Regions from separate parts of the Mus musculus genome. Here region 1 is linked to region 2. Evidence: chromatin loops called from intact Hi-C (ENCODE). Cell type or tissue: heart. All regions are shown on one strand. Each heading gives the region's core, and the rest is flanking DNA. Links, peaks and the distances in the headings are about the cores only.

Evidence for each region. Peaks named below come from ENCODE experiments on the same cell type or tissue, not always from the same donor. Only the 100,000 strongest peaks of a DNase experiment are listed, where the experiment ranks them.
Region 1: a loop joins it to region 2, with 3 times the contacts of the local background. A loop is called at or near these places in 11 of 42 quality-filtered maps.

What each region holds. Positions count from the first base shown.
Region 1 is chr5:32,410,224-32,422,578 of GRCm38, forward strand. It overlaps the pseudogene Gm5864. Among named protein-coding and RNA genes, the nearest start is that of Ppp1cb, 43 kb to the right of the region's middle. In heart, for the core only: a CTCF peak has its summit at 4,561; DNase peaks (open chromatin) are centred at 2,568, 3,028 and 6,818; H3K4me3 peaks cover 568 bases; H3K27ac peaks cover 4,276 bases.
Region 2 is chr5:32,347,514-32,359,868 of GRCm38, forward strand. It overlaps Plb1 (phospholipase B1), which reads left to right. Exons shown (of 59, transcript NM_001081407.1): 51 at 2,109-2,160; 52 at 3,025-3,105; 53 at 4,180-4,245; 54 at 4,655-4,749; 55 at 6,113-6,191; 56 at 7,273-7,377; 57 at 7,804-7,899. Gm36840 (a long non-coding RNA gene) reads right to left here and starts at 7,316. Exons shown (of 3, transcript XR_376851.3): 1 at 7,237-7,316. In heart, for the core only: a CTCF peak has its summit at 3,425; a DNase peak (open chromatin) is centred at 3,578; H3K27ac peaks cover 873 bases.

The sequences.
Region 1 (12,355 bases), core at 1,421-9,420, 61 kb after region 2:
CTGTCTGATTTGTTTCCTCATCTCCGACAGTTAACCTTTGCTTCTTTTTCATTTACCTTTTCCCTTCTGTACAACAGCCCTGGCTGTCCTGAAACTGTCTTTGTAGACCAGGTTGGTCTCTAACTCACAGAGATCTGCCTGTCTCTGTCTCCTAAGTGTTGGCATTAAAGGAGCGTGCTAACACTGCCTGGTGCCTTCCCTTAATAGGGGTCAAGAACATAGTTCAGTGCACATCTAGCATGCAAAAAGCCGTGGATCGATTCCCAGCATCAGAATAAACTAGATGTGGTGGCACGGGCCTATAATCCCAGCACTTGGGAGGAGGCAGCAGGAGGATCAGAAGTTCAATGTCATTGTTAGCCAGCCTGGGCTATATGAGACACTAAATAAATAATAAATAAATAAATCTACTTAGTGATAGCCATCTACTCTGCTGTGTAATTAATAAGCATCTCATTTAACTCTGATAACTTTCCCATGAGGTAAATACTATTACTTTTTGCATTTTGCAAAGAGAAATTGAAGTTAAAAGTCAAATAGCAGAACCAAGACTTCAAAGACAGGCTCCCATTTGCCTCAAGCCCCATCCTGACAGCCCTTCCTATGAAGCCCCAACAGATCCTTAAACAACCTTTCACTTGACCCAGGTTTGTATGCCAAGAGCCTGTGAGAGGTGAGGAGGGAGGTTGCTGGTCTTTCTTCCTGGAAGTTAAAGGTGATTGCTTGCAATGATGAGGGTGTCAAACTGTGATGGTGGGGTCAGGCCTACCACACTCATGGAGACTTTTTTATTTAGGACTAACCCACTTCAGTCTGGCACTTTAGAGACAAGGAAAGAGCAGGACAGAGCAGCATCCCTCTGGCTGTTTTCCCGTAGGCTCAGGGGACAGCAAGAATGAGGAAGTAACATTTAGAGTCCTGGCGGGGAGTCTCATTTCTGGTAAGGTAGCCAGCCCTTCCTCTCCAGTTGTCTCTACAGCACTGTTGTCTCACCCTCAGGCAAAAGAGCACACTGCCCTTCAAGGCTACACTATTAAGAAGACAAGAAGCCAATGTTTATTTGAGCAGGTAGGTTCTCAGATGATCTCCTTTGCATTATTAATCCTCCAACTTATCCTCTCAGGAAGATGCTCATGCCCTCCTTTTACAGATAAGAAAATGGGGCCCAGGGGGTTGAAGTGGTTTTAGCCAATGCCTTTCAACTAGTGGGTGGCAGCCGAGGGAAGTGTCTTATTAAACTGTGGGGCAACCTAGCCCAGGGGAGGAAGGTTAGGCAAGGCCTTGGGGATCTGAGCCTCTCTTGTGCATTTCACCTTTGCCCTGAGCCCTTCCAGTGCACTAAGGCTAGCCTCAGACTCTTCCTTACTTCATTCATATGGCAAAGTAATGTGTGCCATTGGCATGCCCCAACCAGAGACTGTTGCTGGGTACCATTGTGTCACATAGTTTCTCCAATGTCACCCTGGACATGGCAGATGAGGTTCCCACTGGCCTCCGTATAGCTCCCTAGTCTATCCTGCTTTGTTTCTAACAACATAGGCTGACCCGTGGCTTGGATTTGTCATTGCCCTGGTGACACCTGTTCTCTCCTCTACATCACACTCCTGTCTTGTCCCATCACTCAGGCAAAGGAAAATTAGAATTCTCTCCCCAGATAATGGCTGCCTCAGTATTGGGGCACACAGAAGGAAGAGGCAGGCAGATCTCTGTGAGTTCAAGGCTAGCCTGGGCTACACAGTGAGACCCTGCCTTGAAGGAAGAGGAGGAGGAGGGGGAGAGGGAAAGGGAGAAGGAGAAGGGGGAGAGGGGAGGGGGAAAAGAAGAGAGAAAAGAGGTCTTAATCTCATTAAAGTTTCTGTAGACTTCACCTTGTAAGAAAAGCATCTTTGCAGATATTATAAAGGAGAGAGAGAGAGATAGCAAGATTGTCTTAGATAAACCCTAACTGTATTCATGAATTTCTCTATTAGAAAATTAGGGAGATTTTATACACACACACATACACACACATCATACACATGCATACACACATACATATGCACACACACACACCTACACACACATCATACACATGCACACACACATACATATGCACACACACACATACACACACACACACAAGCACAGATGAGTGCACACAGAAAAGGCCATCTAGAGCCTGAGGCAAAGGAGTGTTGTAACCATAAACCAAGGAATGCCCACAGCCAACAGGAACTAGAAAGGCACAAAGCAGCTCTCTTCCTCCAGCCTGGGATGGAACATGGCCCTGGGGACACCTTGCTTTTGATGTGATAATACTGGTTTTTAGACATTTGGCCTCCATAACCAAATGTCTAAATAAATAAAGGGAATAAAGTCTTGTTTTAAGCCACCAAGTCCATGGCAGTTTGCTGTGGTAACCAGAGGAAACCAGTACAGGCCCCATGGGACTTAACTTGTTCTCCTGCTCTCTATGTGCCCTGCTCGGGTTACTGCCCTCCTCTCTCCCTCCCTCCTCTGGTTTCACAGCCCCTTTCCTTGAGAGCTGGAACCAACAGCCAGCATTTACTGAGCACCCCTCCATGCCAGGCACTGAGCCAGGGGCTCCACCTGGGCTGTGTCACATTAGCCCACAATCACACAGCTAGAAATTATTAAAGCTGAAGTCTAAACATGGCTCCTGCTAACTTCAAAGCCTGTGGCTGCAACCCTGCTGTCTCACTGCCCAAGGAGGGGCCTTTTCTAGATACTGGGACATTAGTTCCTGTGTGTCTTTTTCCAGAAGCCTATTAGTATCTCATACAATAAAGGCATGTGTTTAAGTGTGTGTGTGTGTGTGTGTGTGTGTGTGTGTGTGTGTGTGTGTGTTGGGGGTGCTCACACACTTATATATGCTGGACCTTGTGCTTAAGACACTAGGGGGAATGTTTTATGTTTATCATCAAAACAACCCCATGAGGTAGAAGCTATTTGTAGACAAGGAAACAACCCTTCCCTCTGGGAGCAGCAACAGTCAGTCCTGGCCTCCTGGGGTCCAGGACCAGTGTTATTTCCTGTGAGCTCCCCAGTCTCTCATTTGCACCACTGCACTTGGGTGTAATTTGCCTTGGACTGTGTTCAGACTTCAAAAGGCCTTTGTGTTGTCCAAAGTTTGGAGGACTTCCATTGAGTTCATATGTGGAGCTTGTTAACTTCCAGAAAGTTCAAAACACCCACAGCGCCACATAAATATGGCACTGCCTGTGCAGTCCCAAATGCCCGGACCACATTTTCCAAAGCCTCTTTCCTTCCCCTCATCCAGCTCCCTCCTTCCCCTCCTCATTAGAAACACTGGCTGGTTCTCACCAGATTAATAGATTGTGAAATTTGCAAAGGATTTATAATCACAGAACATCATAGTGATCATCATCTAAAATCTAGAAAACGGAAAATGTTTAAGACCTCACTAAAACACATATCTAAATCTTTTACTTAAGAATGCATGTTAATGCAATTGGGGTGTGGGGGAGAGTCAGGGAGAGAGAGGGAGAGAGAGAGAGGAAGAGAGAGAGAGCACTCTGTATGTATAAGCCTGGGATACTGAAACTGACTCATTTAGTGTCTGTGTTAATTTGCATGTTTTTACATGAAATGTGGAAATTTGAAACAGCAATCCATGCAGCAGCCAATAGAAGACAAACTGCCTTTGGAAGTGAATCAAGACTCCCAAAGGTTCCTGGATCATCCTGACTGTTTTTAGGTTTTGCAAAGAAGTAAGAATCAACGAAAGAGACTTCTCCACAACTGTGGAAAGACAGATTAATTGTAACAAGTGTCCCAGCAGGACCCCAGGACTCTGGATTCCAGTCCCAGCCCAAATACACACTTGCTGGGCGGTGCTGACCAGATGTTTATCTTCTCTGGGTTTCAGTTTCTCCCACCTACAGGTACTTCTTAAGGTGCCTTCAAGTTCCATGAGGACATTTTAAAATGAGAATAATAGTGATAGGGCTCAGCATTTACTGCCAATCTTGATGACCTGAGTTCAGTCACCAGGACCTGTGGAGTGGAAGGAGAGACCTGACTCTAAAATATAGTCCTCTGATGTCCACTTGAATGTTATGGTACACACACACACACACACACACACACACACACACACACACACTACAAACACAGAAAAGTAAACATTTTTGAGAGAAAAAAAACTCAGCCTTTTTAAAATTTTGTTTGTATAATTGGCAAGGAGGGAGCAGGAGGGGACTGCCCATATATTACTGCCTACGCATGAGCCATGCGGAAGTCAGGGGATAACTTTATAGAGTTGGTTCTCTGAGCACTGTGGGCTGCAGAGCTCAAGCTCAGGTCGTCAGGCCTGTGCCACAAGCCCTTTTGCCAGCTGAGCTACCTCACTGGCCCTCAGCCACACATTTCATTTTCTATGTCTTTTTCCCACAGTTACACACAGTTATATAACCCACTGAGAGACTGTGGCAAGGAGATCTACTTATAGTTGAGGGTTGACTACACTATAACTTGGCCTTCTGAGTCTCACACACAAATCTCAACTTGAGTGGCACTGTTCTCAACATGCCAGCTGGGACAGCCCTGCCAGGAAAGAAGCTGATAGTGACCTCTGTCTGAATCTTTCACTGGGACACTCCCGAAGGCCAGACTGTCATTAAGTCTGCAGAGTAAACCCCACCCTAAGCAGAAGCCAAACTAGGAGTCGCAGTCATCCCTGCCATAAAGGGAAGGCTCTAGGAACTGCACAAGTTCACCAGAGCCTGCATTCAAATGTGCAAGCTAATAGGAGACCCTCAAGTCTCTGCCCAGACTCCTGGGGCTCTGGGCAGCTTCAGAAGTATGTTTCACTGGCTGGTTCAGGTTTCTCTGGGAAAGAAACAGACACAAAGAACGGAGGGACCTGTTTAGGGGAACTACCAAGAAGAGCCCTACCCCCCCACCCCACCCCTGCCCTGAAGTTATAGGCAGGATGTGCATATTCAGGAAATCTCACTAAGTTCAGAGACCCAGAGGGTAGTTCCATGGGTACAGAGCTTGCCCACAGTGTATGAGGTCCTGAGCTCAGCCCCTGCATTTTATAAAATGGCTGTGGTAGCTCATGCCTAGAATTCCAGCACCTGGGAGGTGGAGGCAGGAGAATCAGTAAAATAAAACCATCCTCAGTGATTCAGACAGTTTGAGGCCAACCTGGGCTAAATGACAGAGGTCAACTTAGGCTACATGAGAAAAAAATGTCCATAATTCAGATTTGTCAATATGCACTAGACTATGTCCAGTCTTCAATGTCTCTCATGAAGGCATCATTTCTGCCTTATCATTTTGATCTTGCAAATCCACATGAAGCTTTGCAGTTATGAACTTGCATTTGTCCCGAATCCCGGTCTTTCTAGCAAATTCTTTTAAAGCAGAAGCTCCGGCTGTTGGGTCTCTAAACCTAACTAGGTGTCCTGTGCAGAACTGAGTCAAGACCGGCAGAATTGTGTCCCGTTAGCATGCTAAACGTGACCCCAAAGTGCCTTCAAAGCAGTTCTCAGCTGTTTCTGTGGCCCACAGAGGAATGCTTCCTCCTCCAGGTCTGAGAAGGACTGGGCATGGTGGCCTGCTGTCCCAGCACTCAGGAGGCTGAGAACAGGCAGGAAAATCTTGGATTTGAGGACACCCTAGGCAATACAGTGAGATTCCATCTCAAGAGCCCTCTGCTGTCTGCCCCTCCTTGTCCCCAAACAAACCACACACACACACACACACACACACACACACACACACACACACACACACACACATACACACACACACACATACACACATACACACACACATACACACACACACACACACACATACACACACACACACACACACACACAGAGAGAGAGAGAGAGAGAGAGAGAGAGAGAGAGAGAGAGAGAGAGAGAACAATGAAGCAGAGTGGTATCAAGTTCCTTCACAGCCCACACAGTCCCATTTTGGACTCCCTTAATGAGATAACAAGAGCTGGCAATTATTGGGTACTTACTGTATATGAGCACTAAGTACTTTATCATGTGATGTAATATTTAGGACAACTCTAAAACAAAGACCCCATTCCCATCTTATAGATTAAAACAACAACAAAGACAAACAAACAAACCTTTAAAGTACAGAGCTAAGATGGTAGATTAAAATTCAGTCTGGCTGCCTTGAATCAATCAATCTATCTATCTATCTATCTATCTATCTATCTATCTATCTATCTATCTTATTGTTTTTCAAGACAGGGTTTCTCTGTATAGTCCTGACTGTCATAGAACTTGCTCTGTAAACCTGGCTGACCTTGAACTCAGAGATGCTCTTGCTTTTGCCTCCCTGGTGCTGGGATTAAAGGCAAGTGCCACCACTGCCTGGAGATTCCCATGTTATAATGTGTAGGATATATGGCTCTCCAAACTAATGTGTAAATTCCTTGAAAGCAAAGATTCTGTCTTTTCTGCTTTTGTGTACAGCCTGGAGGAAACCTTAACAAGAGTGTCAACTCATGATGAGGCATCCCTATCTAGAGTATTCAAACACCAGAGGTTAGGTTGACTGAGAAAGTTTGAGAGGCTCTGGCTAAAAGAATTTGGAAAGCTAATCTTAGCCAGCCCCGTTTAGGATTCCAGAAAGCCCTAGCCAGAAGGGTAGACTTTATCCTCTGAAATTGCTCCAAGGAACAGTAAAGCATCCAAACTGTGCAGGCACATTAGTGGCCATGGGACCAAACCTAATTCAATGTCCTTGTCATCGGTGGTCATGAAGGAGCCAGTGCTGATCTCTGGGGCAATGTTCCTTTGCTGTCCTGGCCGACATCCAGCTTGGAAGAGCTCACAGTGCATACTTATTCCTGTCCTCTGGGCAGTCCCCTTCCTCTTCCAACAGTGACATGTGAAGGAATGTTGCCCTGCATTCCTGACCATTCACGTCTCTGTGCTTTAGTCATAGGTCAATCTCTTGGAGCTGTGGACGCATTTCCCATGGGAAAACATGCTATTTATAGAGGTTGGTATCCAAGGCTGAGTCTTAAAGGCTTCATCAGTAATTTTGCTTATTTGTTTGCTTATTTGTCTGTTTGCTTACTTAGGTTCTAGAAATGAAACTGGGAGCCTTGTTCATGCTAGACAAGAACTCTATTACTGGGATAACATTTTTTTTTCTTTTTCCATTTTTCTTTGTTTTCTTTCTTTGTTTGTTTTCCTAAACAAGGTTTCTCTGTTTAGGTTTGGTTGTCCTGGAATTCTCTGTAGACCAAGCTGACCTGGCACTCAGAGATCCACCTGCCTCTGCTTCATGAGTGCTGGTATTAAAGGTGTGCTCCATATTTATCTTTTTTTTATTTTATTTTATTTTATTTTATTTTATTTTGGACCAGTGAGATGGCTCAGCAGGTAAAGGCATTTGCCACCAATCCTGCCAATGTGAGTTCAGTCCCTGGAATCCAAATGTTGGAAGGAGAAAATTGACTCCTGCAAGTTGTCCTTTGAAGACTATACACACACACACACACACACACACACACACACACACACACACAAATAAATGTTTTAAAAAATAACAGCATCTCACAGTCTGCTTCAAGTGCTAGAGTTAGACATGCATCACCACGCCCACTTTTATTGAGTCTCTTATTAATCATTTCAAGTTGGTCAAACACAGGAATCAGAGGCCCCTGAGATGCAACTGACTTGAATACCTCCTCACTGAGGACTACATTTTATGGTGCCAGAAGGTTCCATGCAAGCTTCCACAGGAGAAAAGCAACCAACAGGCCTTCCTGGATTAGTAAAGTGGTGATTATGGGTTCACCTTCAAGGTCCATGACTTGTCTAGCTCGGGGAAGTTGGCTAGGTTTCCAGTACCAGGCATGGCTTCCCTCTTGATAAACATGTCTGAAGTCCAATTAGAGAGCTGTTGGTTACTGCCAAGGTAACAATGCACCCTTAGGGTTAATGTGCCATGCAGGCCAGCAGAATCCCTAACTATAGTCTAAGTATTTGTCCTTATACCCATAGATAAGTATAGTCTTTGCTCCTTACCACAGGGATAACTTCTCTCAGCAACAGATGGAGACCATTACAGAAAAACACAACCAATCAAAATGCAGAGTTGTAGATTGGGAAAGGATTTTTACCAATCCTAAATCTGATAGGGGACTAATATCCAATATATACAAAGAGCTCAAGAAGCTGAACTCCAGAAATTCAAATAACCCCATTAAAAATGGGGTACAGAGATAAACAAAGAATACTTTTTTTAAAAAAAATTATTATCTGTAAGTATACTGTAGCTGTCTTCAGACAAAAGAGGGTGCCAGATCTCATTATGGATGATTGCGAGCCACCATGTGGTTGCTAGGATTTGAACTCAGGACCTTCAGAAAAGCAGTCGGGTGCTCTTAACCACTGAGCCATCTCACCAGCCCCTAAACAAAGAATTCTCACCTGAGGAATACTGAAGGGCTGAGAAGCACTTGAAAAAATGTTCAACATCCTTAATCATCAGGGAAATGCAAATCAAAACAACCTTGAGATTCCACCTCACATCAGTCAGAATGGCTAGGATCAAAAATTCAGGTGACAGCAGATGCTGGCCAGGATGTGGAGAAAGAGGAACACTCCTCCATTGCTGGTGGGATTGCAAGCTTGTACAACCACTCTGGAAATCAGTCTGGCGTTTCCTCAGAAAACTAGACATAGTACTACTGGTAGATCCAGCAATACCTCTCCTGGGCATATACCCAGAAGATGTTCCAACTGGTAATAAGGACACATGCTCCACTATGTTCATAGCAGCCCTATTTATAATAGCCAGAAGCTGGAAAGAACCCAGATGTCCCTCAACAGAGGAATGGATACAGAAAATGTGGTACATTTACACAATGGAGTACTACTCAGCTATTAAAAACAATGAATTTATGAAATTCTTGGGCAAATGGATGGATCTGGAGGATATCATCCTGAGTGAGGTAACCCAATCACAAAAGAAGTCACTTGATATGCACTCACTGATAAGTGGATATTAGCCCAGAAACCTAGAATACCCAAGATACAATTTTCAAAACACAAGAAAATCAAGAAGAAGGAAGATCAATGCGTGGATACTTCATTCCTCCCTACAATAGGGAATAAAATATCCATGGAAGGAGTTGCAGAGACAAAGTTCAGAGCTAAGACGAAAGGATGGACCATCCAGAAACTTCCTCACCCTTGGAGTCCATCCCATAATCAGCCACCAAACGCAGATACTATTGCATACGCCAGCAAGATTTTGCTGAAAGGACCCTGATATAGCTGTCTCCTGTGAGGCTTTGACAGTGCCTGGCAAATACAGAAGTGGATGCTCACAGTCATCTATAGGATGGAACACAGGGCCCCCAATGTAGGAGCTAGAGAAAGCACCCAAGAGCTGAAGGGGTCTGCAACACTATAGGTGGAACAACAATATGAACTAATCAGTACCCTGAGAACTCGTGTCTCTAGCTGCATTTGTAGCAGAAGATGGCCTAGTCGGCCATCACTGTGAAGAGAGGCCCCTTGGTCTAGCAAACTTTATATGCTCCAGTACAGGGGAAAGCCAGGGCCAAGAAGTGGGAGTGAGTAGGTAGGGGAGCAGGGCGGGGCGGTGGGGAGGGAAGGTATAGGGGACTTTTGGGATAGCATTTGAAATGTAAATGAAGAAAATATCCAATAAAAAAAAAATGCAGAGTTGCTGCTCCGGGAGCCTTGCGCGCCGTGCAGTTCTGTGCCTTGCCCGTCTGTCCCTTCCGATTGTGCCTAGTGATGACCACCCAGCAGATTATTCTCCAGGGCCCGGGCCCCTGGGGTTTCCGCCTCGTGGATGGCAAGGACTTCGAACAACCTTCCGGTCACTCCCGGAAGCAAGGCTGCTATAGCGAATTTATGTATTGGAGATTTAATCACAGCCATCGATGGGGAAGGTACCAGCAGCATGACACACTTGGAAGCTCAGAACAAAATCAAGGGCTGCGCAGACAACATGACGCTCACAGTATCCAGGTCTGAACAGAAGATTTGGTCTCCTCTAGTGACTGAGGAGGGGAAACGTCATCCCTACAAGATGAATTTAGCGTCGGAACCCCAAGAAGTCCTGCACATAGGAAGTGCCCACAACCGAAGTGCCATGCCATTTACTGCCTCACCTGCTCCCAGCACCCGGGTCATCACAAACCAGTACAACAGCCCAACTGACCTCTACTCATCCGAAAACATCTCTAACTTCAACAATGCTGTGGAGTCGAAGACCTCAGCCAGTGGGAAGGAGGCGAACAGCAGGCCCTTGGTTCAGCCTCATCCCTCTGGCAGCCTTATCATTGACAAGGAATCTGAAGTTTACAAGATGCTTCAGGAGAAGCAAGAATTAAACGAGCCCCCCAAACAGTCCACATCCTTCCTGGTTCTGCAGGAGATCCTGGAGTCAGATGGGAAAGGGGATCCCAACAAGCCATCAGGATTTAGAAGTGTTAAAGCTCCAGTCACCAAAGTGGCTGCATCTGTTGGAAATGCTCAGAAGCTGCCCATCTGTGACAAATGTGGAACTGGTATTGTTGGTGTGTTTGTGAAGCTGAGGGATCACCATCGCCACCCTGAATGCTATGTGTGCACCGACTGTGGCATCAACCTGAAACAGAAGGGCCATTTCTTTGTAGAGGATCAGATTTACTGTGAAAAGCACGCCAGGGAGCGGGTCACACTGCCTGAGGGCTATGATGTGGTCACAGTGTTCCGCAAGTGATGGAGAGGACCTGCCCTGTCTACTGCCCTCCAGCCAGCCTGCTGCACCTGGTTCTCGGAATATTCTGGCTCTCTCCTCCCTGACAGTCCTATGCTTACTTAGTGTTAGTCATGCGCAATAAACACTGGGTTTTGTCTGTGCTGACTGACTCCCACTGGCAGTGTGACATCTGCTTTTACATTATTGGGAGATGGTTTTGTCCCTGTCCCTTCACCCACACCTTCAATCACACCTTCAATGCACCTTCTTCACTTGGAGTCTTCTCTGCTGCAAATGGACATTGGTCACATTGGAACTAAGCCAAATGTAGTATCTCTGATGTTACTTGGTTTTACTTAATAAATTTAGACTTTAAAGCAAAAAAAAAAAAAAAAAAAAAAAAAAAAAAAAAAAAAAAAAAGCAAGTTGTGGAGTACAGACCCAGTAGATTAATCTATAAAGCAACTACTACAACTGCGGCTCAGGGAACATTGCAGAAGAGGGCTCAGTGAGATTATAAGAGCCAGAGGATCATGGGGTTTGCTCTGAGGTGTGTATCCTGGTAACATCAGCAGCTACTTCCATAAAGTCTCACCAACAGGACTGTGCAAACAGGAGCTGAACAAGGACCACAACAATAGACATGTCACAGTGGAAGAGGCAAAGCCCAAGGCCTCCTCAATCCTACAGAAAGAACCACGGGCAACTAAGGAATGCTGAGAACAGGAGAAATAGTCTTCCCCGGGGGAGAACACACCATTGATTAACCAAATAGTCAGCCTTGAAAACAGACATATAAGTAACATACAGACAGAGCAGGTTATATTTAGAAACGAGTGTGTGTGTGTGTGTGTGTGTGTGTGTGTGTGTGTGTCCGCTCAAGCAACAATAATTGGGAAAAAAAAAGAGGCCATGAACCATGAACTTGACAGAGAATAAGGAGAGGTTTAAGGGAGGATTTGGAGAGAGGAAAGGAAATGGGGAGATGAAGTAATTATTTTCTAATCTCAAAAATAAAAGAAGTAATATCTTTTTTAAACAGTGCCAAGTCTCATTGACATAGGACCTATGAGTAGTCTTATTCACCTAGGAACACGAGTTCCTAATTCTAACTCAGCCTGTGGTGCCCGGCTCTCAGCCTCTCTCCTGGAAAGCTGGGCTTCCTGGGAGTGAAGAAGTTGGCAGCAACCATGACAACTGATGCTCACTGACTGGATTGCAGAGAAGACAAACACTGGAGGGGAGGAGATCACAAAGCCTTATCAAGGAGACCACGCCTGCTAAAGTGGGAGTTCCCCAGTCTCCGTGAGTCTGCAGGTGCAGATCACACACACACACACACACACACACACACACACACACACACACACACTCGGGTATAAGTCGCATTTCTCAGATCCTCAGGCAACCTGATTCTATTCTGTTTGTGTGTGTTCGTTCGAGTGCATGTGCGGCAGTAGCAGCGCCCTGTGAGGGTCAGAGGCTTCGAGAGCAGCGCCCTGTGAGGGTCAGAGGCCAGGATTCGGGAGCTGGTTCTCTCCTATCACCACGCGGCTCCCAGGGATCAAACGTGGGCCATCAGGCTTGGAAGTGTGTGCCTTTACCCGCTGACCCACCTCTCAGACCC
Region 2 (12,355 bases), core at 2,756-10,755:
ACGCAGGTCCTCACGCTTGCATAGCGAGCACTTTACCCACTGAGCTGTCTCTCTTCAGTCTCCCGCCTCCCTTCCCCTCCCCTCCCCTCCCCTCCCCTCCCCTCCCCTCCCCTCCCCTTCCCACCCTGCCCTGCACCTCTGCCTGAGCAGAGGCAGTAGTAGGAGACATCATTGACACAAAGTGTCCAGTGTTGGGGGAAGCAAAGTTTGAGTAAAGTTTGGGAATCGTTCTCTTATGTCTACTCTGTCATTTATCAGCGTGGATAAGTATGAGTTCACGGGGGGGGGGGGGGAATCCAAGGCTCCAAGTTTGAATCCCCAGCAGTCATGTACACATGAGGCAGGTACACAGAGGTCAGATCTTCTGTGTTCAAATCTTTCCTCAAACCTGTAAGACTATGTGATCTTGACCAAGTTTCTTAGCATCTCTGAGTCTTGGATTTCTCCTCTATAATGAGGTTAATCATAGTACCTGTCCCTCAGAGCCGTCATAGGATTAAAGGAGATAAACTTTAGAAAGAATTTAGGACTAAGTACTCCACATGCATACAAAAATTTGCTGTTATTTGGGCTATTTAGTTTCACAGTTTTATTCAACAGCTAACTTCCCTTTTGTTAAACAACAAGCAAAACTGCATTCATTCTGAGTTAGTGAGAGAGAGCATAGCCTGAAATGGTGTAAACCCTGTGCCCTGAGGAATGAGTCCATCAAGGGACTAGACAACACCACAGACTCGGCTCACTTGATACTGGCCCATAGAGTGCGTAGGAAGGCAGGAGAATATCAGGACCTGTCTCAGGCCTGGGACCTATGTGGACTCACAGAGCTGTGGAAACAGCTACAAGGAGAGGCCCTGAGCCCTGGAGGGGATGGGGAGATGAGACAGAAGAGCTGCAGATAAGGACACAGGAATGAAGAGTGTGGTGAGGGAGGGCCTGGGGGCTAGGAAGAAGCTTGCTGGGGGGATGGTAAAGTGAAGGGGATGCAAAAGGTACCGCACCTCCCCAGGGAACCTAAGGGCTCATCACTATGAATGCCCTTGAGCCTGACTTGGGCCTATTAAAAGTTGCAGCATATCTGTGCCTTTACTTTACAACCTATATGTACCTATCAATACAATCCTGGGTGCATACGTTCTCCACGTAAGGGATGGGGGCAGCACCATGCATTACACAGACTGTAACCATCTTGCGTTGGCATCTCATGTTGGCCATGTGTCTTTTGCTCACCTGATTTCTCAATTTTGTTGTTTTGTGACAGGGTCTCAGGTAGCCCAGGCTGACCTCTAATTCACTATGTAGCCAAGGCTGGCCCTCAACTCCCAATTCTCCTGCCTCTGTATCCCTAGGCCTGGGATTGCAGGTGTGCTCCACCACACCTAGCTCAGTCCATATGTCTTTTTAAGGAATTCGCCTCATTGAGCTATATTGACCCACAATGAACCATGGATATTCAGAAGTATACAGTTTGATGAGTCTTTGACACCTGTGTACCCATGAGGCTATCACTGCCATCATGCTGTAAACAGGCCTGTCGCCCACAGCTCTCCTAGGTCCATCAATGCTGCAGATAACCACGTTTAATTCCTTTTCATTGCTGTGTGCTATTCTACCACCAGTCTCATTACCGAGTGTCAAAATCCAAGTCATGACTGAGAAGAACAAAGGGATCCGAGGGTTGGGCACTGGGGCTCAGACGGAGGTGAAGGGCTCGCCATGCCTGGGAAGGAGAAAGCTGGGGGATAATTTAGGAATGTGACTCTTTTCAAAAATAAAACAGATTATTTTTAAAACAGGCACCCGAGTAAGAATTAAAGAGGCTTGGCTTGTAGTGAAAAGATTTGGTAAAAGAGGGAGGAAAAAAAAATCTCTGGTGAGAATGTTCAAATCATAGATACAAAGTCAGTAAGACTCAGATCCTGCCCCAGGGGCATCAGGGTCTGGATAGGTGTAGCCCCCAGGTCCCTGGCAGCTCCCTGGTGAGAAAAAGCCCAAGCATAATCCTAAGATTGACTCAGAATGAGTTTCATGGAGTTAGTACTGTTGGAGTCCAGCTTAGGTTCTCCATCCCAAGCAAGTCTGAAAGTGACTTTTGTCCCTCTCTCTAGGGACATGCCGGCCCAGGCTAAGACCCTGGTGAAGAAGATGAAAAGCACACCTGTGAGTGCAGACCCTCTAAAAGCTGTTCTTCTCTTTAGCTGGGAGGTTACAGGCCTGTTGAACCCCTCCAGTGCCCCCACAGCTTGCCTTCAGGTGGTCTTCAAGGGAGTTCATGGGCGCTGCCTGCAGGCACCCTGCCCCAGGGTAGGCTGCAGGTAGGCAAGGTGGAATGAGGAGTTGGCCAAGATCACAGGCCTGGGGCCTTTACCCCAGAGCTGCCTTCCCAGCGCCTTCTTATATAAACACTAAGTTCTAAAAATAGGCTGCCCATTCCAGGCCTTCCCCTTTCTCCCTCCCCAACCCCTCAGAATCTCACTTGCACTTTTTCCTAACGCTCTGTTCTTGTGCTGTGGACTCCAGCTGGAGGGACTCAGTTTATAGTGGACAGTGAATAGGAAGCCACAACTCCAGGGCCTCCCTGGACCTACCCCACCATGCTGACCCCACTGGGTTCTCCCTCTATAAACCCAGGCCCTAGAAGCCCTGACCCTCAAGTTCCATCTTTTGACACAGACTCCTTTGAACATCTCAGAGTACATTTGAGGAACATGAGAGCCCATGAGGCCTTTCCTGTGGGACACACCCACTTTAGCCTATTAAGAGGATTTCAAGGGGGAGGGGGATAGAGAGTGTAGTCTGTCTCCTTTGTGTGAGCAGAATCCCCCCCCACACACACACACATAAACACACGTACGCACTTCTTACAGGGGCGTGCCCATCACCTCAGAGAAGCATGGAGGAGACCCTACCTCATACTTTGTGTGATACAGAAAAGATGACAGTATCTGAGAAGCTGACTGGGTAGCACGGTTAGTGTTACCAGCAGTTGTCCCCAGATCTTAAACTCAGGATTTGTCTTCTCAGACAATCAACCTACAGGAAGACTGGAAGCTGATTACACTCCTCATTGGAAACAACGACCTGTGTCTTTACTGTGAGAATCCGGTAAGCCCCTGGCAAGCCTCACTGAGAGCCTGGGAATTAAGTTGCTGCCCCCATCCTCCTCACCTTGGGCTCTGACTCATCTCCTTCCCTTTTGAATGTCATACTAGGCTGGGCTCCAGGCACTTGATTCTACCCAGGCAACCTCTGGTTTACACAGTTGAGACTTAGCTTTCCTAAGTGGTTCCCCAACTCAGAAGAAAGGTCTAGAAGGACCCAGTCTTCAGACACTGAGGTGGTGGCTTCTTTGGGACAGAGAGATGGCACTTTCCAGTAGATGGCCAGTGACTCTGTCTTGTGTCTGCTTGGAGTCTGCCCTCTCTTGGAGGGGGAGGTAAATGGAGTTGGGAAAATAGAACCAAACTGATTGTCCTTGCTGCCCTTCAGGGCCATGATAATCTAAGCAACCAACCCCAGCCAGCTGGCCTGGGAGTTGACCCCATTCCTGATGTGTCTCTATGGGGAAACATGTCCAGACTTACAAGCGTTTGAAACCTGTACCTTTTAGAATACATCTTGTTCTAAGCTGGGGACATCCTGCATTTTATTTTGCCAGGAAAAGGCAGCTGCCAGGGCTCTGAAGAGGTGGTGGAATGTTTGACTCTGTTGGGGGTGGCAGGCAAGCTCATAGCTCCTTGTGGATCTCAGAGAGTAACTATCAAGAGCCTGGCATGATTATTTTCCCCATGCAGGCTCAGCTCTTCTAGAATCTTCCCTCAGTCCTGTCCATAACTGGGAGTCTGGGCTGCACGAAGGACCTAACCCCTGGAGCTTTCGCTATGGCTGGGTCCTGGATTGTAGGGGTCATTGGAAACCAGAAGAAACCCAGAGCTGCCAGTGGATACATAGTGTAGGGAAATGCCTCTCTGAGTCCCAGCACACCTGCCCCTCATGTAAACAGTGTTGTCCCTGATCCTGGGGACATGTATTAATGAAAAAGGACACCATCAGGTCCCTCAGGCCAAGTCTGAGGAATGCAAGAAGGTGGGCTCTTAGGGACAGCAGTCACCCAGTTCATCCTCTAATTCTTCCTCTCGGAGTAGAAAGCCAAAGAGAGCCTCCTTTTTCCCTATACAGGAGGACAACTCAACTAAAGAGTATGTCAAGTACATCCAGCAAGCCTTGGACATCCTCTATGAGGAGGTAGGAATGGGTAGGAAGCAGTCTGCTCCCTGGTCCTGCAAGCCACCCTGCTTTCCCACTATTGACATGTGTGGAGGGCCCCCACTGTGGGTGCTTCTAGGCAAGTTGTATTTGATTCTCCACAAAACAGCTTCTGACTGGCTCGGAAGCTAGCCAGTGGCATAGCAGAGAGCTTCCACTGGAGCCAGCTGGCCTGGGTTTGAAGACAACCACTGTGGTTTTTATTAGCCCTGTGACTTCTCTGGGTCTCAGCTTTTCTGCCTAACTAAGAGAGACACTAGGAAGTGTCGATGTAATCATCCAGGCTCCTCCCTGGGCATCCATTTCTTCTGTGGTAATGATGGGGAGGATGAGGTTAGATTGACAACTGTCCTCAAACTCATGGACCCCACCCCTCTGCCTCCTGCAGCTTCCCAGAGTTTTCATCAATGTGGTGGAAGTCATGGAGCTGGCTGGCCTGCACCACGTCCAAGGTGGGAAATGTGCCATGCCACTGGCAGTTCAGTAAGTGTGCGGGGCAAGGCTGCCTGGGCTGGGCAGGGTTTCATAGGCATATTAGGAGGGACACAGTGTGGGCAGGGCTAGAAGCCAGGGACTTAGAAAACACTTGGATGTGCTTGGAGAATCACATGCCTACCTACTCCCTTCCCTGGATGGTAGCTTCCTTTTCTATAAAATGAGACACACCAAGGGACCTAGAAGACTCCCCGGCACTTCTGATTCCAAAGTCCTCACTGGCAAGTCTACTCTTTGCAGAGGACAATAAACCTCAAGGACGCCTTTAGTTTCCCTAAAATTCTGGCTCTGCTTCTGAGGAAACCAACAGTGTCTCTGGACCTCTGGATATTTGCTTATAAAAATAGGAATAAACCCTCCCCAAGAGTGACATCATCAGGAAGTTCATGTATGGGGCTAGTACAAGCTAGAAAGACAGCTTTTACCCCATCCTCAAAAGCAGGGGTCGGAGGTTCTAACGGTCAGGAATTACTGTGGGACGGACAGAAGTTTGGCAGCTGTGACTAAGAAGTCCTATCTGAAGACAAATAGATGTCTTGTAAAGGTGGCTAAGGAATCAAGTCCCCAGGTGGAATGGCCATGGTTAGCAAGGAAAGTCCCTCCAATTCCTCAGATGCTGGTATCACACAGTTCACCTTGTCAAGGGTGTCTCAGGCTGTTCAGTTGTCTTCACACTCTGGACCCTAAGGAAACTCCCCAGTGCGTGGCAGTGAGAAGCTTCAGAACTGGGGAGGAGTCCAGAGGCAGAGCCACCACAGAAGTCTTGCCAGAACTCCACCCAGGCCTTCCCTCAGAGTTAGGAAATAATCACCACAGAGAAAGAGGGTCTACACAAGAGGAAAGAGACCTTGCTTCAGGGGCTAACCCTTCCAACCGGAAATAAGTATCTTGTGTCAGTCTATGAGAATAGGGGAATTTTGGTTCTAGGCTTCACTTTTCAGTCCGTGGTCTCTTGGCCCTTTGACAAGACAGTTTTGGGTGGGAAAATGTGGGGGAACGCAGCTGGTCACTTCATGGAGGTTAGAAAGCAAAGCTGGTGGGAAAACAATGGGTGTGACTCCTGTGACTACTTCCTCCAGTTAGTCTTCACCCACTAAAGGCTCTGCCACTGCCCCATAGTGCCAAAGCTAGGGACCAAGCCTCCAGTCTGCACTTACCACTGCATACCTTTTCAACCACATTCCTGAGTTAAGGCTTTTTGACTTAGACCCAAGTGTTTTAGGCATACTTGTGTGTCAAGCCCCGCCCACCTCCATTTAGTGGCACAGACTGCACCATGTGGACAAAAACTTCTGTTAGGAGGGTGTGATTGGGCCAAGGCAGCCTCAAGACTAGATTTCTTGTCTTGTAGGAAAAACTGCAGTTGCTTAAGACACTCCCAAAACCTCACAGCGATGCAGGAGCTGAAGAAACTAAACTGGAACCTCCAGGTGAGTCTGGATACTCTCTTCCTCCCGGGTGCTCCTGATGGGAGCCCACGCCGTGTTCCCTGAGCGAGGACTCGGAACTTGTGTGTTCAACAAGGCTCGGCTGAGAGCAAGCGGCTCCCTAAAAGGAGATCCTATTCCTCACACTATTTACCTGGGGAAAGATGGTACAGAGATCTCAAAGGGGCAGTTGGGAGAAACCCAGCCTTCAGAGCAGATGATACACAGCAGGGCACTGCTAACCTCTAACCTTTCTGAGGAGAAGGCTCACTGTACCTGGCTCCCACTGCCTTCCCCTCTCCTCTCTCCATGAACAGAAACCCTGGTTCTACTAATAGTTTCTTCCTCCACCCTCTGCCTACCCCCCTAACACGCCTGCATATCAATGTTACCATTGTTGGCCTTGGGACAAGCCCACCCAAAGCCTGGTTGCAAGCTAACTCCTTTTAATGGGGCAAGTCATCTTCCTCTTAGAAGCCCTCCCTCCTCCCCCTCCCCCACACCCTCTTCACCTCAGCAACCTTCCAAGAGCAAGTGAGACAAGCTATCTGTGCTCCTCCTGTCTTCCCCTTTTGCCTCTGTATCTCAGGTGAATTGTGTGAAGTCCTTACTATGGGTATATTTTGTTTAATCTTTTTATATTCTATGTTTGGGTACTTGAGTCCAAAACACATGGACTCTCTATCCCTGTAGTCCTAAATTCTTAGGCATTTTTGAAGAACTGAGGAGATAGTCGTCCTCGTGTGAGCTAGGTCTCACTGACTACATGCAGTGAAGGCAGCTAGGCCCATGGCCAATTCGACATCACTAATGACTTAGACTTAGCCTCTTAGGATAAAACTAATAGAGCCTGGGAATGGAGAGCTCCAGCCAGGGACCCCTTGACTCTCTTCCTATTGGTCAGCGTAGGGAGGTAAGATACAGTGGTTCATACAAGCAGGATGAGTCCCTGTGTGGGCAGGCACACTTCCTTTAAGTCCCTTTAGTCTACCGTGGGTCTCCTCCCGTCACAACCAACCCATGGCAGCCCAAGCAGACCCTGTCTAACCTTGCCAGTTGGATTGAGCAGCCTCTCCATCCTCAGAGCGGCATCTCCGAGCTCTCCTATTGGCACCGGTACATGGAGCGTGAGGACTTCGCAGTCACTGTGCAGCCTTTCTTCCGGAATACCTTTATCCCACTGAATGAGGTAAGCTGCAGCCCATTCCAGGAAGCATAAGAATGTAGCACTTGTTTTTATTATCTTCTTCCAGCAAGCCTCCCACAGGTAGAGCTTTTCTTTCTACTGTGTGTGTGTGTGATTAGAACTTAGACATTCTTAGAAATAAGCAATAGTGACCAAGTGTCCCTCCCCTACCCCATGTCACCTCCCACCCCAGAATGGAAATCTTCCTAAAATTATTAGAGTGTCATTTTCAGGACAGTGTTGAACTAAGGAAGCTATAATAAATGTTCACTTTTTAAAAAAATCCAAAACCCCTGAAGATTTTCCCACCAGTGTCTGGAGCAGGTTGAAATAGGATCCAAAGGATGAAAGGGGGCCTGCTGTGTCCCCTGCTGGGTGGGGAGGCTGGCAGCTGAGTCCAGACATTAACCTTCTTGTCTCTGGTCACAGCGTGAGGGCCTGGACCTCACTTTCTTCTCTGAAGACTGTTTCTACTTCTCAGACCGTGGGCATGCTGAGATGGCCATTGCCCTCTGGAATAACATGGTAAGTGGAAGTGCTCCTGGGGGAGCACCCTAAGGGTATTGGCTCAGTCCCACAAGAGGACAAACTGCTGCTATGAATTTTTTCCCCTAAAACTTCACTGTTGACCCTGGTGTATGTGCCCCAGGGCACACGTTGGCTATCCTACCTTCTGCCTACCCTCCACTGTGTTGGGGCTACACACACACACAACCATGCTGTTTGTTTGTTTACATGGATTCTAGGACTTTGAATTCATGTTCTTATGCTTAGTTGAATTAGCAGCAAGCTCTTCCCCTCAGAGCCATCTGCTCAGCCCCTAATAGATCTTTATTATACCTGAGTGTGTGAATATACAGAGATCAGAGGACATATCCTGGGATCAGTTCTCTCCTTCTGCTGTGGGTTTCAGAGGTCAAGTTCAGACCATCAGACTTGGATGGCAAGTCACCATCTCACTACCCCACCCCTTGATGTGAAAATGTTTTAAGACGTTAGATTTGCTTATTGTGTGTATGCACATGCCACAGTATAGACGTGGAAGTCAGAACAACTTTTGTAGGAGTCAATTCTCTTCAACCATGTGGCTTCTGGGCCCCGAACTCGGGCCATCAGGCTGGCTGCAAGCTCTTGTACTTACATACACACCCCATGTATACATGCCTTTTTAAAGGCATACATTTGCACACTTAGCACAGCTACCAGCATCACGAAGAGAAGAATAGCTTTGCAATCAGACTGAATAAGACGATGAGAGTGCCAGCTGTACATCCTTGGGCAGAGTATCTCTCTGTTCACCTGTGTCAACATCTGTGAAGTAATGATACAGAATACAGAGACTCAGCACAAAAATCACTTTAGACCAATGTCAGCCCCGTTACGCTTTCAGTATCCAGTTCTCAAAATCTCCAACTAGAGCCGGGCAGAGGTGGCACACACCTTTAATCTCAGCACTTGGGAGGCAGAGGCAGGTGGATTTCTGAGTTCGAGGCCAGCCTTGTCTACAGAGTGAGTTCCAGGACAGCCAGGGCTACACAGAGAAACCCTGTCTTGAAAAACCAAAAAAAAAAAAAAAAATCTCCAACTAGTGTTTCTATAGGCAGCATCAATACAGCTTGTTCTCGCCAGTGGAGACCTATTCCAGTCCTTTCCACTCAAGGAGAGAACCTTATGAAATGAATATGCAGCCCTGGGTGCACAGGGACAGCTGTCCTTCTTTATGCCTTGCCTGTCACCCCTGATCCCTAAATCATCTGTCTCAGCAAATGAGGTGTTTTCATAGTCTTTGATCTAGGCTCTATAACAATACCCATCTGGCCTGCATGTCTCCCTTGGTGACTGAACCATCAACATCTCTAGTCTTTATTGCAGTTCCAGGCCAAGGGTGTCTGTGCCAATCACTGCTGGGCAGATATTCCTACACCCGTTAGCAACCCCAAATGCTGCCTGAAGCCTTCCTCAGTTGACTCACAATGATGACTTTCCCCTTAGCTACATTGCCACCTCCTCCCTAGCACCCAAAGTGGCATGTAAGCCTATTCAGCTGCAGACCCGGCTTCTTTTCCATTGATGTTGTCCGTCTGCACAGTTCTAAAACTTTCACCTCATATTCTTTCTGCACAGGATTCTAAATTGCCGTCAGAATATCTTTGAGTTTCCCTCCACCTGCCTTCTCAGTTTATCTTGATTTTCTTAGTTCCTATAGCCCAGGCTGACCTGATACTTTCAATACTGCCTCCCAAATGCCAGAATTATAACTGTATCCGGCTTTGTTGCGTGTGTGTGTTGTGTTTTATTGTTTTATTTCTGGGTTTTGAACCTAGGGCATCACACGTACTAGATAAGTTCTCCGTCACTCACCCCTGGGGCTCTGTTTACTTTTGTTTTGTCCTCCAATGACTATGCCACAGCTTGTCTCTTTTAACATCCCTCCATGGAATGGAAATCTATTTCCTGTCTTCTGCTCCCCCAAATCTTAGGGGAATCCACATATTATCAAGAGCCAGGAAAAGCAAAGTTCTTGCTCGTGCCTCCCCAGCTTTCCCTTCAAGCCACATCTGCTTCTAGCTGGGATTCTCCAGCGTCTCCTGAGTCTCCATAGCCAGATAGATGCTCAGTCATGACCAGGTCCATTGCTCTCTGCTGTAAGGTTCTTGTCTTCTTTTCCAAAGCAGTAAGGAAGTACTCTTTCCATTCACCCAGGTGCGAGAGTTTTGTTCCATGAGGTCAGGTGGAAGGGGTGTAGATATAAAAACAGAAGCTAAAACACTGAAAACACAAAACAACTGTGCTGTCCCAGCCAAACCCAAATTACAAGAAAACAAAAAACCCTAAACTAAAAAACAAAAACCTAAAACCACCCCAGAGTCCCTTGTCCTATGTAATTTAGGGGAATAATTATAGAGTCCCATGTTTCATCCCAAACCCGTCTCAGACATACATCTCTAGTATCCTGCCAACTCTCCAATCATCTTACTGGAATGCCACCTCTAGAGTCACAGCAAGCAAATAATAGGCTGTTAGAGCTGGAGGAGATCTGAGAGGTCACCAAGCCAGGGCACTCTGTAACTAAGAACAAGAGACATGGGACAGCCTCGCACAGCCGATTAGTGGCACCACAAAAACAAGAGTCCATGTTTCCCATGTCTTCCTCTGGTGGCCCAGCCATAACACCAACCTGATAAGCACATATACAGTCGATGAATTCATGTCTCATAATTAGAGTCCTATGACATAGTGTCTACATCTTTGGCTGATGTTCCCAGGGCACTCTACAGGAGCAACAAATGCACTTTAAGTCACTGTCACTGTATCTTGTGTGTCTCCTGGCTTTGTAACCCACATTTCTTCCTCTAGAGACCTGTGCAAAGGTCAAGACCAGGAGCTGTTTCTCTTCTTCTGAGTCCTATTTCTGCTACACAATACTCCTTATCAGCAAACCCTATGCCTCCTGTTTGGCATCTCTGCCTCCAGACGCCTACCCCCTGTACAGCAGTTCTCAGCACTGGTTCATATTAGAATCCTCTGGAGCCTTAAATCCTCGGGTGACTTAAATATAATGAATGTTTACAACCACTTTGGCAAGCTCTTGTGTATCTAATGATGCTGAACCTGTGTATTTCCTGAGACCCAACAACACTCTCCTGCAGAGAAGAGTCCACTAAAAAGATACATACTACAGTTTTCATAGGAGCACCACACACATCGTTAACTTCAAGCTGGAAATTTCACAGATGTCCATCAACAAACTGTTGTACATCCAGAAGCCAGAGTATTTCTACACACCTCAACATTATATGCATACGTGCAGCATATGCATGCACACACGCATGCACACTCACCTACATCAAAGGCAAGTAGCTAACTGTAAGGCATTAGAAGAAAGCGTCATCTTTCATGATCATTTCTCTTTAAGTAAATAGGGTTGAGGAAGATGTAGGAGGAGCCCTTCTGAGTACTGGTCATGTGCTAGTTCTTGGTTACCATGCTGGTATGATCTTTTTACCAAAATGATCAGCTGCATGTATGTATACTTATCATTTTTCTCTGTTAGCTTCCACAAATAGTACTTTTAAAATATAGCAGTGATCTGGAGGCATCTTGTCATCTGGCTTAAGAGTGTATACTGTTCTTGCAAAGATCCCAAGTTCAGTTCCCGGCTATGTCAGACAGTGTCTTAGCTAGGTTTCTATTGCTGCTATAAAACTTATCCAAGAGCAACTTGGATAGAAAAGGGTTTCTTTCAGCTTACAGTTCCACAGCACAGTTTGTCCATGTAGGAAGTCAGAGCATGAACTCAAACAGGAACCTAGAGTCAGCAACTGAGGAAGCAGGGGCCATAGAGGAATGCTGTTTTATTGGCTTGCTCAGCCTGCTTTCTTATATCATCCAGGACCATTTGCCCAAAAGAGACACTGCCCACAATGGGCCAGGCCCTCCCACATCAATCACTAAGAAAATGCCTACCTAATGGCTTACCTACAGACCAATCTCATGGAGGCATTTTCTCAATTGTGGTTCCCTCTTCTCAGATAACTATAGCATCCGTCAAGTCAAAAACCTATCCAGCACAGGCAGTTTACAATTGCCTATAATTCCTGGGAAGTTTGATGCCCTTCTCTGGCCTCTGGGGACAACTGTTTTCATATGCACACATGCACACACAGACATACATCATGTATGTCTCTGTGTGTGTGTGTGTATATATATATATATATATATATATATATATATATATATATGTATATATTATCTATTATCTATTGATAAATAGATAAAATTTGTCTGGAGTAGGTATTAGACTTGATATTCTTCTCTTTCTTTCAAGACAGGACCCCACTATATACCCCAACTGGTCATATAAACCAAACTGGTCTAGAGCTGATAGAGATACGCCTGATTGCGAGGATTAAAGTCATGTACCATTATGAATGGTCTAGAGTCACCACTTTTTAAAGGAACTCCCAAGATGATTTTAACA